4 separate regions of the Homo sapiens genome follow, and all the other regions are linked to region 2. The links are chromatin contacts, found by Hi-C or POLR2A ChIA-PET in ENCODE. All regions are on one chromosome and are shown on one strand. The core of a region is the stretch at or near the end of the contact, and the rest is flanking DNA. Distances in the headings are between cores, read along the strand shown.

Region 1 (4,198 bases), core at 1,420-3,919, 620 kb after region 2:
AGGAAAAGGTACTCTAAGCAGGAAACACAAGAAAGGCATGAAAAAAAATTTTTTTTAAAGTATGTGATATGTGTGTGGGATATGTTGAATACCCTTGGGTTGCTTGAAATAGAATTTTGTGTCAGCAGGGGAGAAAAAGGTAGGGTGAGGACAGCTTGTGATATAAGATGGATGGTACAGTTGAGACCTAAGCAGGAGGAAAAGATGAAATATTTTAAAAAGAATTTTTTTTTACATTGTAGTTCTCTGGTACTTAAAATATGTAATATATGCAGTAAAAATTATTGGGTTCTTGGTGTGTGGAAGGAAAGTAACAAATAACATCATGTTTTGGTTATCTGCCATACATAAGCACTATTGATGGTATTATTGTTAATGACTTTGTGCATTCATAGGTGTTTGCTAAATAAGTGTTCTCTGTAAAAATTTCTTTTCAATGGAAATTCTTGCTTTTATATGAACATGTTAAAATTCTTTTGGCTTTCTACAAAAGAAATGGATTGCTGGGTGATAAATGCCAATTTAAAATGTTACACTACTTTGATTAAAAAATCATAAAGAGTTGCTTTCTAATTTTCATGATTTTTAGCTAGCAGCTGGTGAGTAACTGCTTTTTTTTTTTCCTTTTTTTCTTTTTTTGAGACGGAGTTTCACTCTTATTGCCCAGGCTGGAGTGCAATGGCACAATCTCTGCTCACCACAACCTCCGAATCCTGGGTTCAATGATTCTCCTGCCTCAGCCTCCCGAGTAGCTGAAATTATAGGCATGCGCCACCATGTCCGGCTAATTTTGTATTTTTAGTAGAGATGGAGTTTCTCCATGTTGGTCAGGCTGGTCTTGAACTCCTGACCTCAGGTGATCCGCCCGCCTCGGCCTCCCAAAATGCTGGGATTACAGGGGTGAGCCACCACGCCTGGCCAAGTAACTGCTTTTGAAGCAGTTGGAGCTCCCATTTGTGTCCCAGAAGAACATCTTACTGATGAAAATAAAGTAGTGGTTGTGCTAAATGACTGAAGAATGGACAACGAGATAAAGCAGAGAACAGAGATAGAGTTCCTTATGGCAGTGGGCCAGAGTCCTACTGACATGTACAGATAACTAAAGAAAGCGTGTGCTGTGTATCTTGTGCTGTCAGATAGATGCTGACTGAACCGTGCTAGTTAGGGAGACCAGCCCTTCAGCCGAGTACACGGTTTCATCTTTGCAGTTAGGCTGCAGGACTGCTGCTGTATTTTCATCCACCGGAGCTTAATATAATTTTAAGGATTATGTGGGTGGAGGCTTAGACTAAAGTAAAGTGAGTGTGCTGTTTATCACCAGCAAAGAGTATGCTTTGTCTTGAGAGAGAGACACTGAACTGATGTTCTGTCTTATTGTTTGTGTTTTCAGACTTAATATGGTTACTGTTCAAACTACTATATATCTTTGAAAGATTCCCATTGATATGTATTCCCATCAAAAAGAATTACTAAGTATATAACTAGATATAAATGCCTTCAAATTTTGAAGACATGTCTGTCTAATGCTAAAATTAATGCACTTTTATTAATCTGATAGTGCCCCTAAAATACACAAAACTTTAACCAGCTGTATGTCTTAACTAGTTTAGATAAAACCATCAGATTCTTAAGCTATGTAGACACAGCTGGACCACCAAAAAGAGAGTTAAAATTTTATAATATAAATGCAGCCTAAATTATCAGCATTATTACTTTTCTATTTATTTTAAATTTGGAGAGAAAGGTTAAAAGATACTTCTGATTGAATAAATTGTGTTGATGGCAGTAGGTTTGCTTTTTGATTGTATATTTGGTTTTAGTTAACAAGAAATCCTGTTACTCAATTCTGTAATCTACTATTCTAGTACTCTTCTACCCCAATCACAAGTTTTATTGCCACCGTTTTGGAAAGAAAGCACTCTTATCTCATGTGTCATTTCTCTGGGTGTTAGAAACTGAATTTAAAGGACTATTAAGTTGCAGCCGAAGCCGAAGACTGGGCCAGTCAGACTTTTTTTTTTTTTGTTAATTGCACCTTACTTATTGGCCCTGTTTTCAATTTTGCTCTGTGGAAACACCCAGAGGACCTCTGTGGTGTTCTTGGGTAGCATGTATTCTGTACACAATTTGGCCCTCTAAAGTGAGGTCAACAGTAAAAAATATAATTTAAAAATTAAGCTAGATGAGTTCAACCAGTAATTTTTTTTCTTGCTACTTGAAAGTTAGATTATCCATTAGGTTATAATTTTCTTTGTTATGTTGTTGATCTGGATAATATATGATTCAGTGTAATTTTTTCTTTTCTCATTGCCTCTTTGCTTGTTCTGAAACTGCTGTTAAATATATCATTGAACCTTGTTTTCTGGCCTCCATAATATATCTTTAAAACTTCTTTGCCTCTGCAACTTTCTAGTTAAATTCTTCATTATTATTCTCTAGTTTATTAACTCCTTTTCAATTTTTACTGTTTACATTTTATCTCTTACTCAGTTTTTCATTTCCATTGCTTATTTTAAAATTATTTAAAACTTACTTTGAGTTAAAATATTCATTCTTTAGCTTTTAAATTCTTTTTCATTTCCACCTAGCCTTGTTTCACTTCTGCTTGTTGTGATTTTTTTTCCCTTTATAAAAGAAATTTTACTCTTTTATAAAGAGTAAAAGAGTGGCTCACGCCTGTAATCCCAGCACTTTGGGAGGCTGAGGTGGGTGGATCGCTTGAGGTCAGGAGTTCAAGACCAGCCTGGCCAACATGGCAAAATCCTGTCTCTACTGAAAATACAAAAATTAGCTGGTGTGGTAGCGCACACCTGTAATCTCAGCTACTTGGGAAGCTGAGGCAGGAGAATCGCTTTGAACCTGGGAGGCGGAGGTTGCAGTGAGCCGAGATTGTGCTACCCTAGCCTGGGTGACAGAGCCAGACTCTATCTCAAAAAAAGAAAAAAATTTTAAGCATACTATTTTCAGGCTTTTCTGTTTCTATTTTGTTTGAAGGGATTTTGTATTTCAGTTGCTGTGTTTTTATTCGTTTTCTTTATGTCATGGTACAGCTTTGACTGGGAAGTCCCCCCACTCCCCACAGTCCCTTCTAGTGGTTTTGCACGTATTCTTAACTGCTTCTCCCTGTTGCCCCCACCCCCACCAAGGTCTTAGATTGGCAGCAGAGGGCACTTGTCTCCCACTGATGGTAGATACACCTGCATCTTTGTTCCAGTTGGCCAGGCAGTGGGATAGTGTGGCTGAAGCCCTAGTATTCTCACTTTCCTAGGCACTCAGTTTCTGAGAAGACATACTTCCTGAAAGTCCACACAGCTTACTTACCCCCAGGCAGCTGTTAGTAGCAGTTTGTTTTCAGCCCAATTTCGGCCTCAGTCCCTTATCTTAGGTGGGCCACTTTTATTCCTGTTTCTATAGGATCTGAAACCTAGGCCTTCACTGGTTCCTTCTGAAACCAGAGCCTAGCAGCCCTATACCTTCTGCCCACTCTCTGTTACATATTTCTGTTTCATGGTGATGCTGGTCTTTTTTAGTTAGGTAGGTCTTTAAAATGTCTTCTCCAGGATTTTGCCTGTTGTTGCTTTGTATTTGAAACAGGGTGGGTTTTCAAAGCAATTTATGATGCCATCTTGATTGGAAGTTCCAGTAAATTAAAAAAATTATTTCTAGCTTATTATATTTCAGTCATATTTTATTTTTAACAAGCTTTTGATTTTTTAAACAATCTTGTGAATCTTTTCATATTCTCTAGAACATATAAATATTTCTCTTTATGCAGTTCAGCCAAAGTTTATTTAGCATTGTGGGCTTAATATTTTCGTGATGCTTTTGAATGTGGTTAAGGTGAATTTGATCAGATGGATTGAGGATTTGTAGATGAAGTAGTCCTGAATGATTTTTACTATGATTAGGAAATACCCTGTACTTAAAAAGAAGTAGGGGTGGCTGGGAGTGGTGGCTCATGCCTGTAATCCCAGCACTTTGGGAGGCGGAGGTGGGTGGCTCACCTGAGGTCGGGAGTTTGAGACCAGCCTGACCAACATGGAGAAACCCTGTCTCTACTAAAAATACAAAATTAGCTGGGCGTGGTGGTGCAAGTCTGTAATCCCAGCTACTCAGGAGGCTGAGGCAGGAGAATCGCTTAAACCCAGGAGGTGGAGGTTGCGACGAGCCGAGGTTGCACCATTGCACTCCAGGTTGG
Region 2 (3,800 bases), core at 1,170-3,669:
TGCAGTGGGCTGAGGTTGCGCCACTGCACTCCATGCACTCCATGCACTCCAGCCTGGGCGACAGAGTAAGACTCTGCCTCAAAAAAAAAAAAAAAAAAAAAAAAAAAAAAAAGAAACAAGTAGTCAGAAAAAGGAGGATAGCTTCAAGGACTAAAGCTAGCAAGCTAGCACAGGGCCAGGAATCTGCATTTCAAAGCCCTCCTTCCACATGTGGAAAAATAAGCAGGAGGGACTGCTTCCAGCCTCCTGGGCCAGAGGGGGCCCTCAGCCTCCTGCGAGACTTTTCCTTGCTTGCTTTTCTTCCCTGGATGGACTGCCTGTTGGCTCCCAAAAGCCCCAGGGTATGGGGGCCACAAGTCCTGCTCCCAAGTGGGCGGCCAGGACAAGGAACTGAAAACAAAGACATGTTGTCCTGGGAAGGTGGCCTGCGGGCCTGTTAGGATGGTGGGGTTGTGGGGACCACAGCTGGCAGAGTCCTGCAGACCCAGCACCGACCTGGAGGCTTGAAGGGCTGGGCTAATGAGCTGAGGCCCGTGCTGGGTCTCCTCCAGTGCTGGGGGTGGGATCGGGGCTGGACCACTGACTTCACAGCAGCGCCCGGCCAGGAGGGGTGGGAGAAACAAGTGTGACGGGGCAGGACTGGGGATAGAAGCAAGGCTAGAGAAGAGCACAGGAAGGAAGGAGGGAAGTGGATAGAAACAGGAGGGGGAAATGGGGCTGGGGGCAGAAGAAAGGAAGAGAGAAATGGCAGAGTTAGAGGCCAGAAGAGAAAGAACACCCAGGAGGCAGAGTCCAGGTGAGAAGGCAACAGGGGAAGAGTAACCCCCGTATTAAGCGCTTACCAGGGGCCAGGAACGGCACACCAATTGCTCCTCTTGTAGGTAGTTATGACGCGTTCCCATTTCTTAGATGAGAAAGCTCAAACACAGAGGCAGGGGAGGGAAGAACAGAGTGGGAGACCCAGCAAGTGAGAGGATTACAAGAGGAAAGAGAGAAGGACTAGGGCTGGCTTCTAGTTTAGTGATGAGTTTCTCGGTTGAACACTTAGTACCTGCAGGCTGTCCCCAGACTCTGACAATCCCAGGAGATGGACACTGAAATTATTTGCCCCTGTTAACTGGTGAGGAGAGAGAGGCTCAAAGAGGCAGGGTATGTTGTTCGAAGTTGCTAGACAGTGGTGGAGCCGGGATTTAAATCCAGCCTGATTTTCCAGAGTGGCTTTGTGCCACTCTGAGAAACAGAGAAAGGGAGACCCTAGGAGACCTTAGGAGATAAAGTAAGATGTGGGAGAAAGAGAAAGAAAAGATACAAGCTATGGGGGTAGAGAGGGAAGGATAACTGAAGGATGATAAAATTCAGAATAATGGGTACCCCTGGTGGGGGAAGTGAGGACACAGGAACTTTCCAGATGCCGGAAATGTTCCATATCCACCACAGCCAATCCAGTAACCACTGGTCACATGTCGCTATGGAGCACTTGAAATGTGGCTATTCTGAATTGAGATGTACTGAAAGTCTAAAATACACAGGGATAGCTGGGCATGGTGGCTCACACCTATAAACCCAGAACTACGGGAGGCCGAGGCAGGAGGACCCCTTGAGACCAGGAATTCGAGACCAGACTGGGAAACATAATGAAATCCTGTCTCTACAAAAACTAGCCAGGCATGATGGCGCACGCCTGTAGACCCAGCTACTCGGGAGGCTGAGGCAGGAGGATGACCTGAGCCCAGGGAAGTCGAGGCTGCAGTAAGCATGATCGTACTTCTACACTCCAGCCTGGGAGACACAGTAAGACTGTCTTTAAAAACAAACAAACAAACAAACAATATCCCTTAAAAGCAAAAGAAACAAGGAATTTCAAAGTCTTAGAAAAACAACAAAAGGTAAAATATCTCATTAAAAATTTTATGTTGATTACATGTTGAAATAATATTTTGGACACATTAGGCTAAATAAAATATAGTATTAAAATTAAAGTCACCTGTTCCTTTCTAGTTGTTTAACGTGACTACTAGAACATTTAAAATCGTCTGTGTGACTACTCTTATATTTCTGTCGGACAGCTTTGTTGATACTTTGATCTGAGTGATTACATATGTTTGTAAAAATCCACTGAGCTTTATAATTAGGGCACTCCACAGTATGTAAGTTATGCCTCAATACAAAAGAAAAAGGAAAAAAGGCAAGAGAAGGGCGAGCCAGGATGGAAAGAAGCGCAGCAGGTAGGAGGCGGGGCCAGCGGGGCGGGGCTGGTGGCCGCGCGTTGCCTGGCAACGGGTGCTGCCGGTGACGTCACCACCCGGCGGCAGCCATTAATCCCCCTCCTGGCGGCGCGGGCTGGCCCGGCCGCCTGCCTCCTCCTCCCCCGGGCCCGGATGAGATCACCGCGTCGGGCGGCCGGCTGTCCCCGCGCTCCCAACAAATCGACTCCTCGGCGAGCGCCGGCATCTCATGATCTCATGGCCCCGCGGGACGGCGCCGGCCGATGAGGTCACAGCCCCGCGCCCCGGGCCGCCCCGCTCTGCGCGCCGCCGGCTCCGGGTCTGGCCTCCGGGCGTCCCGCGCCGGTACCAGGCCCCCGAGCCTGAGGCTCTTAGCCCTTCGCGGACAAAGGAGATCTCAGTTTGCGAAGGGCAAAGCTGCCTTTTCCATCCTTTTGACGCATCTTTGCGCGTCCACTCCCCGCTCTCTTATTTGGACATTTCACCCCGAAGACCCCTTGTCCAGCAGGGAGTGACCTCATCAGCTCCCCTAAACTTGAAGTCAGGGGCCATGCGACGCGGCTTGCCTGCAGGATTTCACAGCCACTGAGTGAAGGAAGTTGTGGAGCTGTGTCTTACAGACGAAGAAACGGGATCAGAGGGATAAAGGAATCTGCCCCAGATTACCCACGTAGGGAAGGGTGGCGCAGGAACCCGGACCTCCATGATGTGAATGAGCCCTTTGACAGCCTTTTTCTTCTCCTTACCTGTACCCCAAACCTCTGCACCTTTACCCCAGTTCCTCCTTGCTCTGGTGTAAACAGTGGTAACGGTCCCACTTGCGGCGTGCCCCCGCAATGCTGGGTCCTGTTCCACATGACAGACCACTGTAGAGGAATTATACGGACCATTTTACAGATGAGAACACAAGGCTCGGAGAGGTCAAGTTACTTGCTGCAGAACTGGGACTTGTACCCAGGTGACTTGACTCTACAGCAGAGCCTTTCAATTACTCGACACCACCTTCCCCAGAAAAAGAGGAAGGCTTCCGAATGTTGACAGTGGACGATACACCCTCCCTTCTCTCTCCGACAGGGTCGCCATCAAACCCAGTTGAAGAGGGTCCAGTGAGAGCCTATTAGAGGCTTCACAACTCACTTGCCAGCAGCAGATTTCTCCCATCGCTTAGAGACTGCTCACTCACACCACTCCTCAGAAGACCTCCAGCAACATACACAGCCAGGAACGACAGGAAGGAAGGGACATGACATTTACTGAACGGCAGTGCTGAACCAGGCACTGAGCCAGGGCCTGTTACTAAGGGCAAAGCTGGGAGGGATATTACCAGCCCAGGTTTGCAGACGAAAAAGCGGATTTTTTTTTTTTTTTTGAGATAGGGCCTCACTGTCACCCAGGCTGGAGTGCAGTGGTGCGATCTCAGCTCACTGCAGCCTTGAGTTCCTGGGCTCAAGCGAGCCTCCCCTCTCAGCCCCACGAGTAGCTGGGACCACAGGTGTGTGCCACCATGCCCCAGATAATTTTTTAAAGACTTTTTTTGTAGAGAGGGGGTCTCCCCTGTGTTGCCCAGGCTGGTAA
Region 3 (3,827 bases), core at 779-3,278, 760 kb after region 2:
ATTTGATTGGCATAGAGAAAGCAGCTTTCAGCCAGGGTCTGAAGACCTCTGGGACTCCATGTTGTGTGCTGGTCTGTGAGGCCATCTCAGTGAAAAAAGCTTTCACTCCAACCTGGGCCACTTTGGTGTTTTCCCCCTCTGTTTTAAAAATATACTGAGGCCGGGTGAGTTGGTCGGATCACAGGGTCAAGAGATCGAGACCATCCTGGCCAATATGGGGAAACCCTGTCTCTACTAAAAATACAAAAATTAGCTTGGTGTGGTGGCGCATGCCTATAGTGCCAGCTACTCAGGAGGATGAGACAGGAGAATCACTTGAACCCGGGAGGTGGAGGTTGCAGTGAGCCAAGATCGCGCCACTGCACACCAGCCTGGCAACAGAGTGAGTCTCCATCTCAAAAAAAAAAAAAAAAAACACAGAGAGAGAGAGAGAGACACTATTCTATTCATTTCCTATGAAGGTAATATTGTTCAATAGAAAACCAATAGAGGGAGGTTGAGGTGGGCAGATTGCTTGAGCTCAGGTGTTCGAGACAAGCCTGGCCAACATGGTGAAACACTGTCTCTACCAAAAATACAAAATATTAGCTGGTCTTGGTGATTCATGCCTATGGTCCCAGCTACTCTGTAGGTTGAGGTGGAAGGATCACTTGAGCCTGGGAGGTGGAGGTTGCAGTGAGCTGAGATTGCTCCACTGCACTCCAGCCTGGGTGTCAGAGCAAAATCCCATCTCAAAAAAACAAAAAACTGCACTACAGGCATGCACCACCATACCCAGAAAAAAGAAAATCAATAGAAGAGAATTGATTCAAGGTATTAATGTTAGCATGTGACTGTAATAGTTCATAATTTGGATTTCGGATAGAATTTTCCTTCCTTTTTTTTTTTTTTTTTTCGATGTGGAGTCTTGCTCTGTCTCCCAGGCTGGAGTGCAGCGGTGTGATCTCGGCTCACTGCAAGCTCTGCCTCCCGGGTTCACGCCATTCTCCTGCCTCAGCCTCCTGAGTAGCTGGGACTACAGGTGCCCGCCACCATGCCTGGCTAATTTTTTGTATTTTTAAGTAGAGATGTGGTTTCACTGTGTTAGCCAGGATGGTCTCGATCTCCTGACCTCATGATCAGCCTGCCTCGGCCTCCCAAAGTGCTGAGATTACAGGCGTGAGCCACTACGCCTGGCCTTGAATTTTCCTTTCTGATATGTTTTGTAACATGCTTATTTGAACTGTAAAATTTAAAATCTATTCCCAAACTCACATTAGGTAATTTGGGATGCGCATTGATGAAGGGATGATTTCATTCTGATTTGTGGTGGAGACTGTACTTAATTTTAGTAACTATCATGTCCTGAAGGTTATCACTTATTTTATCTTATTTTATGTTTATATATCTATGAGGTAGGCATTATTATCTTACTTTGTAGCATTGAAAACTGAAATACCGAGAAGTTAATTGACTTAAGGCAGCTTATAATAGGTAAGATGTAAACTCAGTTCTGCCTAATTGTATAACCCTCTGACATTGCCTTTCCTAGTGTTGAGAAATTGAGAATTTATTGTATACCTTAAAAATAAAAGATACATATTATTTGTAACTACTCTATATTTAAAAATAAAAATGCATCTGGATTTAAATACAACAATTTTATAATATGGAATTAAAAAAAACAGTTAATGTTTAGCTGTGAAAATAAACGAGTCTCATGACTTAAAAAAGAAAGTTAAATCTTGTCCTCTACCCACCCAGTTGCTTTAAAATAACTTAGAATGTTCTCAGTTAAAGATGAGAAAAGTAATCTATAGTCTTACTAAGTTAGTTTCCTGAGACCTCATATAGAAGCATTTAACTTAATGATCAGCTTGTTTATTGGCATGAGTGGAGTCTCAGAGATGGGAGGAGAAGAAGGCAGGAGATAGAAAATAAAAGAAGACACATATGCCCACATGCCATCATCTTGAGCTTTCAGTTTCTCATTTTAAAGATGATGCCATGTATGTGTCATAACTTCCTTCTCATCTCATTGCTTTCACTTCCATTTATCTTTAGTGAATTAATTTAGCAAAAGTCAAAGCTCCGTAAAGCAAGTATCTCGTGTGTGTGTGTGCTTAAGATAATAGTTGAACCTAAAATTTCCTTCCACAATACAGTCTAACAATTGGCATACATACTGTTGCTCTTAACATCTGAGACCTTAAAATATTTCTCCAATTTTTAATACTGTTTTTAACCCAAAGTAGTACTTTCAGTTAATTGTAATGTGAAAAAAGTGTACAGAATCATTGTCTTTATATTGTCTTTTGCAAATTTTTAGTTTTTTTTTTTTTTTTCCCTTGGAGTCTTGCTCTGTCGCCCAGGCTGGAGAGTTCAGTGGCATGATCTCGGCTCACTACAACCTCCACCTCCTGGGTTCAAGCAATATTCCTGCCTCAGCCTCCCGAGTAGCTGGGACTACAGGCACCCGCCACAGTGCCCGGCTAATTTTTTGTATGTTAATAGAGACGGGGTTTTACCGTGTTGCCCAGGCTGGTCTCAAACTCCTGACCTCAAGTGATCTGCCTGCCTCAGCCTCCCAAAGTGATAGTATTACCGGCGTGAGTTACCACGCCCGGCCTGTTTTTGTGAATTTTTCAAAATTAACTTTTTTTTTTTAATTTGAGGCTTATTAGAAATGTGTCTAATTCGAATAGAGTGGCAACTACTTGAGACAGTTTTAATGATCCAGAGAATGCTCCAGGCCCACAGAATGATGAGAGTGTCCTGGGCAGTGTTTTGTGATCCCTCCAGGAGCAATCTTGCGCTTAGTTTGCATTCCTCTCACAGTGTACACAGTCCAGCAGTGAAACTGCATACTGCACCTCTAGTATTAGAGGGTTTTTTTGCCCTGCAGTGTAGAAAAGACAAAGATTTTCCAAGCGTTTTCTTTAAGGGGTTCTATATCACAGTGATTTGTTTTGTTTCTTGTATATTTCAGTTTGTATTATGTAAAAAGTAATAGTGTATACATCAGATTTAAATAATAATTTAAAGCCTTTTTCTCCGTGCCTCCTTTATGTTTTTTACTCTTAATCCATTTTTCTTTTCCATCATTCTTCAAATATTAATTAAATTTAATAATTTATCTAAAAGCATATGTATTTAAAAATATATTTAAAAGCATAAAATACTTTTACAGTGTAAAAGAATTATGTAGGGTGGGTGTGGTGGCTCACACCTGTAATCCCAACACTTCAGGAGGCTGAGGCAGGCGGATCACCTGAGGTCAGGAGTTCGAGACCAGCCTGGCCAGCCTGGTGAAACCCCGTCTCTATTAAAAACACAAAAATTAGCTGGGCATGGTGGCGGGCGTCTGTAATCCCAGCTACTTGGGAGACTGACTCAGGAGAATTGCTTGAACCCGGGAGGCGGAGGTTGCAGTGAGCCAAGATCACACCCACTGCACTCCTGCCAAGGTGGTAAGAGGGAAACTCCTCACCAAAAAAAAAAAAAAAAGTACGGTATAATTTTTTACTGGAGGGTTATTGACAGTGAAATCAAGCTTGTTTAAGCAGGCCAGGCATGGTGGCTCATGCCTGTAATCTCAAAACTTTGGGAGGCCTAGGCAGGAGGATGGCTTGAGCCCAGGAGTTCAAGACCAGCCTGAGCAACACAATGAGACCCCATCTCTACAAACAATTAGCTGGGTGGGTTGGCACATGCCTGTAGTCCCAACCACTTGGGAGGCTCAGGTGGGAGGATTGCTTGAGTCTGGGAAGTTGAGGCTGCAGTGAGCCATGATCGCGTGACTGCACGCCATCCTGGGTGACAGAGCGAGACCCTGTCTTAACAAAAAA
Region 4 (4,157 bases), core at 1,362-3,861, 650 kb after region 2:
GCAGTGGTGTGATCATGGTTTACTGCAGTCTCTAACTCCTGGGCTCAAGTGATCCTCCTGCCTCAGCCATCTGAGACTGCAGGCTCGCATCGCTGCTCCCGCCTAATTTTTAGTTTTCTATAGAGATCAGGTCCCACTGTGCTATGTTGCCCAGGCTGGTCTCCAACTCCTGGGCTTAAGTGATCTTCCCTCTGTGGTGGCCTCCCAAAATGTTGGGATAACAGGCGTGAACCACTGTGCCTGGCTGGGTTTTCATACATGCAAGTTTACACATGTATTTTATCTTACATGATAGACTGACATTCACTTAGACAACTCTAGAAGCTAAATTTGTAATCTGTTCAGATAGGTGTTGGCAGCTAGTAACAACTATCCCATAGAGTTATCCCATAGGCATCAATATTTTAACCAAAATCTGGATTGGAGAAACTTAGTCATTATGGGGCCTATCTGTTAGCAAAATCGAATAGTCAGATATGCTTTGACCTTAGGTTCCTTTAGCCAAACCTTTTTTGTTTTTCCCAGTAAAAAAAAAAAAACAAAACAAAAACGAGTTTGTAAATATTGTATCTAATTCTTTTTAGATGTAGCTCTAGCTTTTACATAGAAAATGGATAGTTTTGATCATTTAAATGAATCAGTGTCTCTCTACCTATTACTCTTTCAGGTGTTTGTGTCTTAGAATTATCATTTACCCTTGGGCAGTTAAATTGAATTTCTTTTAATTTGTTCATTTTATCTATCCAAAAGAAACCTTGCATCTTATGTGACGGCTTCTAATTTCTACAGTTGTGACTGGTACTTTCTCTGCTTAGTCACTAAGAAACCTTCGTCTCTTTCGGTTACTGCCTTTTAAAATGTGTAGTACTTCTGTTAACTTTTGCCTGAAAATTTGGGGTTAAGTTTTTGAGTTTTTATTTTTATTGATTGATAGACACAGGGTCTTGCTCTGTAACCCAGACTAGAGTGCAGTGGCATGATCATAGCTCATTGCAGCCTTGGACTCTTGGATTCAAACAGTCCTCCTGCCTCAGCCTCCCAAGTAGTTGGGACTACAGTGCTATCACACTGGGCTAATTTTTACTTTTTTGTAGGGATGGGCATCTTGTTATGTTGCCCAGGCTGGTCTCAAACTCCTGGCCTCAAGGTGTCCTCTCGCCTTGGCCTCCCAAAGCTCAGATTTAACATACATGTTTGCACTGGGTTATCCTGGCTTTTCCATTCTTCTGTTTCTCCTTTATGGTGTAATATGAGAATATTTACCCAGTCGACCTTTCATGTGGATAGTCCTTTGTGCTCCTGATTCCTTATAAATTAAGGCAACTTATGTGAATTTCTCGTTTTGTTATCCAGCAAATGCATGCTCTGTAAGGCAGTTGAGGAAAGGAATTGCAGTATGTTAAACATCTCGGATTGAAATGCTTTTACCACTGTTGCAAGGAAAGGAGACAAGTTTAATAGAACTATAAAACAAAAATGTATAATTATTTTTCATTATAACACATTTTTCTTATGCTATAAAGTGCCCGTTTTATTGATTTATATACTGTCATCTTAAAATAAGACAGTCCTGTGCCTTATTAAAATACAGTAAGTCCTATCTATGTCCTTACCTTTGTCTCTGGATCACTGCAACATAGTTTCTTGAGTTTGTCTCTGTCTGTAATGGTTTTATATATATTGATACATGTGATAGTTTCATTTGAAGAAAACCTACAGTGCCATACCTGGTCAAGTTATATTTAGCCATTGAAGTTTTTATTTTAAAGTAGTAATGTCATTTTTTAAACATGAGAAAGGAGTTTTTGATTGAAAATATTTTATTCTTAAACCTATACTTTATGTCTTTTTTCCATGAGTGATAGTTTTTTTAGATTGATGATATAGAATCACCAATTTGGCAGACTTTTTTTTTTTTTTTCCTGAGTTGTTCTAGTGTGCCATGCACTTGTATCCTAAAATAAGCAAGGTGTATTTTCTGATCTGTTATTTCACAGTATGTAATGTCTTCTGTGACACATCTTAGCTCCTGGACTGGGAGTGACAACTTTTATCTGTTGTATAGCACGGAATAGTACTTGTTTTTTTTTTTTTTTTTTGTCTTAAATGGGTTGGAAGGGAACATAATGCTACAGTGTGGGAGTGCTTATTCCTTGCAAGACACTGTGGCAGGAAGGATGGAAACTAATCTGTATTGAGGACTTTGCTTGTACCAACCAGGTTATGAGGTTATTTTCATATATATAATCTCGATTATTCTTCACCGTAATGCTATGAAATATGCAATTTTCTGAGTCTGTCGCGATTCCCACAAATTGACAGATAAGTCATGCAGATGCAAAGTGAAAGCGTAAGGTCACTCATTTTTAAGTGGCAAAGAAGCTAGAACTGTAGGACTTTTTGCCTTCAACACTTTTCACTATGCTGTGTTGCCTGGAGGTACATGCTGTTAGCATTCCCGATGAAGTAACTAATGTGGAATAGAAAGAGACTTAAACTGTATAAAATATACTTGCATTTTCTGTAACCATTTACGGAAAACAGGAAGTTTCTCATTTCTAGAGAGTGAAACCTGGAAGAGGCAGTCCTTTCAGATAGTCTGAGATATATGGCCAAAAAAATATCTGCGGCAGTGACATAGCAGGCTACCTGGAACAATGCAGTGGCAGTTTGACGTGACCTTTCTCAGTATAGCTAGCTGGGGTGAATCATATGCTAGTGTTCTCATCTGGTTGAATTTTTTACATCCGGAAATGTGATTCTTTCATTTTATAAAAGAACTCTTGGGTTCTTTTTTAGAGTCATTGATTAGAAGTAAGCAGTTATGTAGAATTTTAACTTATATGAAATAGGAGTGTGTTACATAGGGTGTGTGTTAGGGGATTATATACCTAAGTGGATCTTCATTGAGTTGTTTGAACCAGAATGATGAGCTGCAGTTTTAGGTCACTGGGCTCTCCCTGTAGTTTTATCTTATTCAATACTTGCTGATTAGAAGCAATAACAAAAGTCTTAGATAATGAGAAAGAAGTCATTTATAAAATCTTCATGAAGTTGATTAAAAAAGCTGAGAGGGACAGCGAGTATTTATGGTAGACCCAAATTTCCCAAAGATTATCATTAGTCTGTGTATGTCAGAAACTGGGCAGAATTTAATACGAATACATGTGAAGTCCTGCATTGAGGTTTTTAAAAAAATTGGTTGGTAGATATTGAAGGGGGAAATAGGGCTTCTCAGTACTGTGAGTGGAAAAGAGCTGGATGTTTTGGTATGTGACTAATAAAGCTAACATGGTATCGAGGCTATGTTACAGAAGGATTGTACCCAGATCAGGAAAATTAATGGTTTCAGTTGCCTTTATCTTCATCAGAGATATCTGGAGTGTTGTGCTCATTTTAGAAAGCTTTGTTTTAAGAAGGACTTAAAAAACTGGAGCCATTGCAAGAGGAAGGTGGTTGGGATGGGGCTAAATCAGAGGATTCTGTAAATGAGGAATGGTTAAAGCAACTGGATTTGTTTAGCCTAGAGAGGAAAAAAAGTGTTGGATTTTTGGAGACCTATAAAATAGTTTCCACTGTAGGCAGAAATTTATTTCATGTTATTCCATAAGAAGAAGATGTAAGTTGTAGGTGAAGTATTTAACTCCATATAAAGATTTTGAGCTGGCTGCATAAATCCATTGCCTTCCCAGGTAGGGAGCCCCTATCTTTGCAGCTGAAAGAAATCTCTGTGATGAAAAAGCCATGTGGCTGTTCCAGGCATCACTTTCCAGTGGGCAGATTTCTGTTTGTTTGATACTCCCTTGACAAACGTTAGGCCAGCAGTTTTCAAAGTATGGTCTGCAACCATCAAGGGAGTAGGGTTGTGGGGTGGGTCTTTTCGACCGTTTCGGGAGATCCCACAAGTCAAAAAAACTATTTTTATAAAATATGAAGACATTATTTGCCTTTTTCAACTTTGTTGACATTTGTACTGATGATGCAAAAGCAATTAGGGATAAAACTGCTGGTGGTGCCTTAGCACGAATCAAGGCAGTAACAGCAAACAACTCTGGTAGTTGTATTCTTCAGAAGACAAAACCTTAGATTTTCCTTAAGAATGTCTGTGATGAAAGAGTAAAAATTTGTCAGGTGCTGCAGCTCATGCCCTGTAATCC

What was found. A loop is a pair of places that touch in the nucleus more often than their neighbours do. ChIA-PET counts read pairs that join two places held with the same protein, here RNA polymerase II (POLR2A). Pooled maps may share reads with other maps.
Region 1: a loop to region 2 is called in a pooled map, with 4 times the contacts of the local background. The contact joins two enhancer-like sites. A Hi-C loop is called at or near these places in 2 of 50 pooled maps. POLR2A ChIA-PET finds 5 or more read pairs at or near these places in 3 of 52 experiments (A673, CD8-positive, alpha-beta T cell and activated T-cell).
Region 3: a pooled map shows a loop between it and region 2 (6-fold over the local background). The contact joins two enhancer-like sites. A Hi-C loop is called at or near these places in 7 of 50 pooled maps. POLR2A ChIA-PET finds 5 or more read pairs at or near these places in 2 of 52 experiments (IMR-90 and T-cell).
Region 4: a loop to region 2 is called in a pooled map, with 3 times the contacts of the local background. The contact joins two enhancer-like sites. A Hi-C loop is called at or near these places in 1 of 50 pooled maps. POLR2A ChIA-PET finds 5 or more read pairs at or near these places in 2 of 52 experiments (CD8-positive, alpha-beta T cell and activated T-cell).

What each region holds. Positions count from the first base shown.
Region 1 is chr12:116,194,207-116,198,404 of GRCh38, reverse strand. All of the region lies in intron 2 of MED13L (mediator complex subunit 13L), which reads left to right. Among named protein-coding and RNA genes, the nearest start is that of MIR620, 48 kb to the right of the region's middle. RefSeq lists a silencer at 927-1,221 and an enhancer at 927-1,221. Within about 2 kb of position 2,669, at least 3 of the 41 ENCODE cell types and tissues checked have a DNase peak (open chromatin) inside an H3K27ac peak, as active enhancers do.
Region 2 is chr12:116,818,115-116,821,914 of GRCh38, reverse strand. All of the region lies in intron 7 of RNFT2 (ring finger protein, transmembrane 2), which reads right to left. Among named protein-coding and RNA genes, the nearest start is that of HRK, 61 kb to the left of the region's middle. RefSeq lists a silencer at 2,183-2,542 and an enhancer at 2,743-2,792. Within about 2 kb of position 2,419, at least 40 of the 41 ENCODE cell types and tissues checked have a DNase peak (open chromatin) inside an H3K27ac peak, as active enhancers do; they include CD8-positive, alpha-beta T cell, where a contact is called at or near this core.
Region 3 is chr12:116,059,077-116,062,903 of GRCh38, reverse strand. All of the region lies in intron 4 of MED13L (mediator complex subunit 13L), which reads left to right. Among named protein-coding and RNA genes, the nearest start is that of MIR620, 88 kb to the left of the region's middle. Within about 2 kb of position 2,028, at least 7 of the 41 ENCODE cell types and tissues checked have a DNase peak (open chromatin) inside an H3K27ac peak, as active enhancers do.
Region 4 is chr12:116,170,870-116,175,026 of GRCh38, reverse strand. The region is part of intron 2 of MED13L (mediator complex subunit 13L); the gene reads left to right. Among named protein-coding and RNA genes, the nearest start is that of MIR620, 24 kb to the right of the region's middle. Within about 2 kb of position 2,611, at least 5 of the 41 ENCODE cell types and tissues checked have a DNase peak (open chromatin) inside an H3K27ac peak, as active enhancers do; they include CD8-positive, alpha-beta T cell, where a contact is called at or near this core.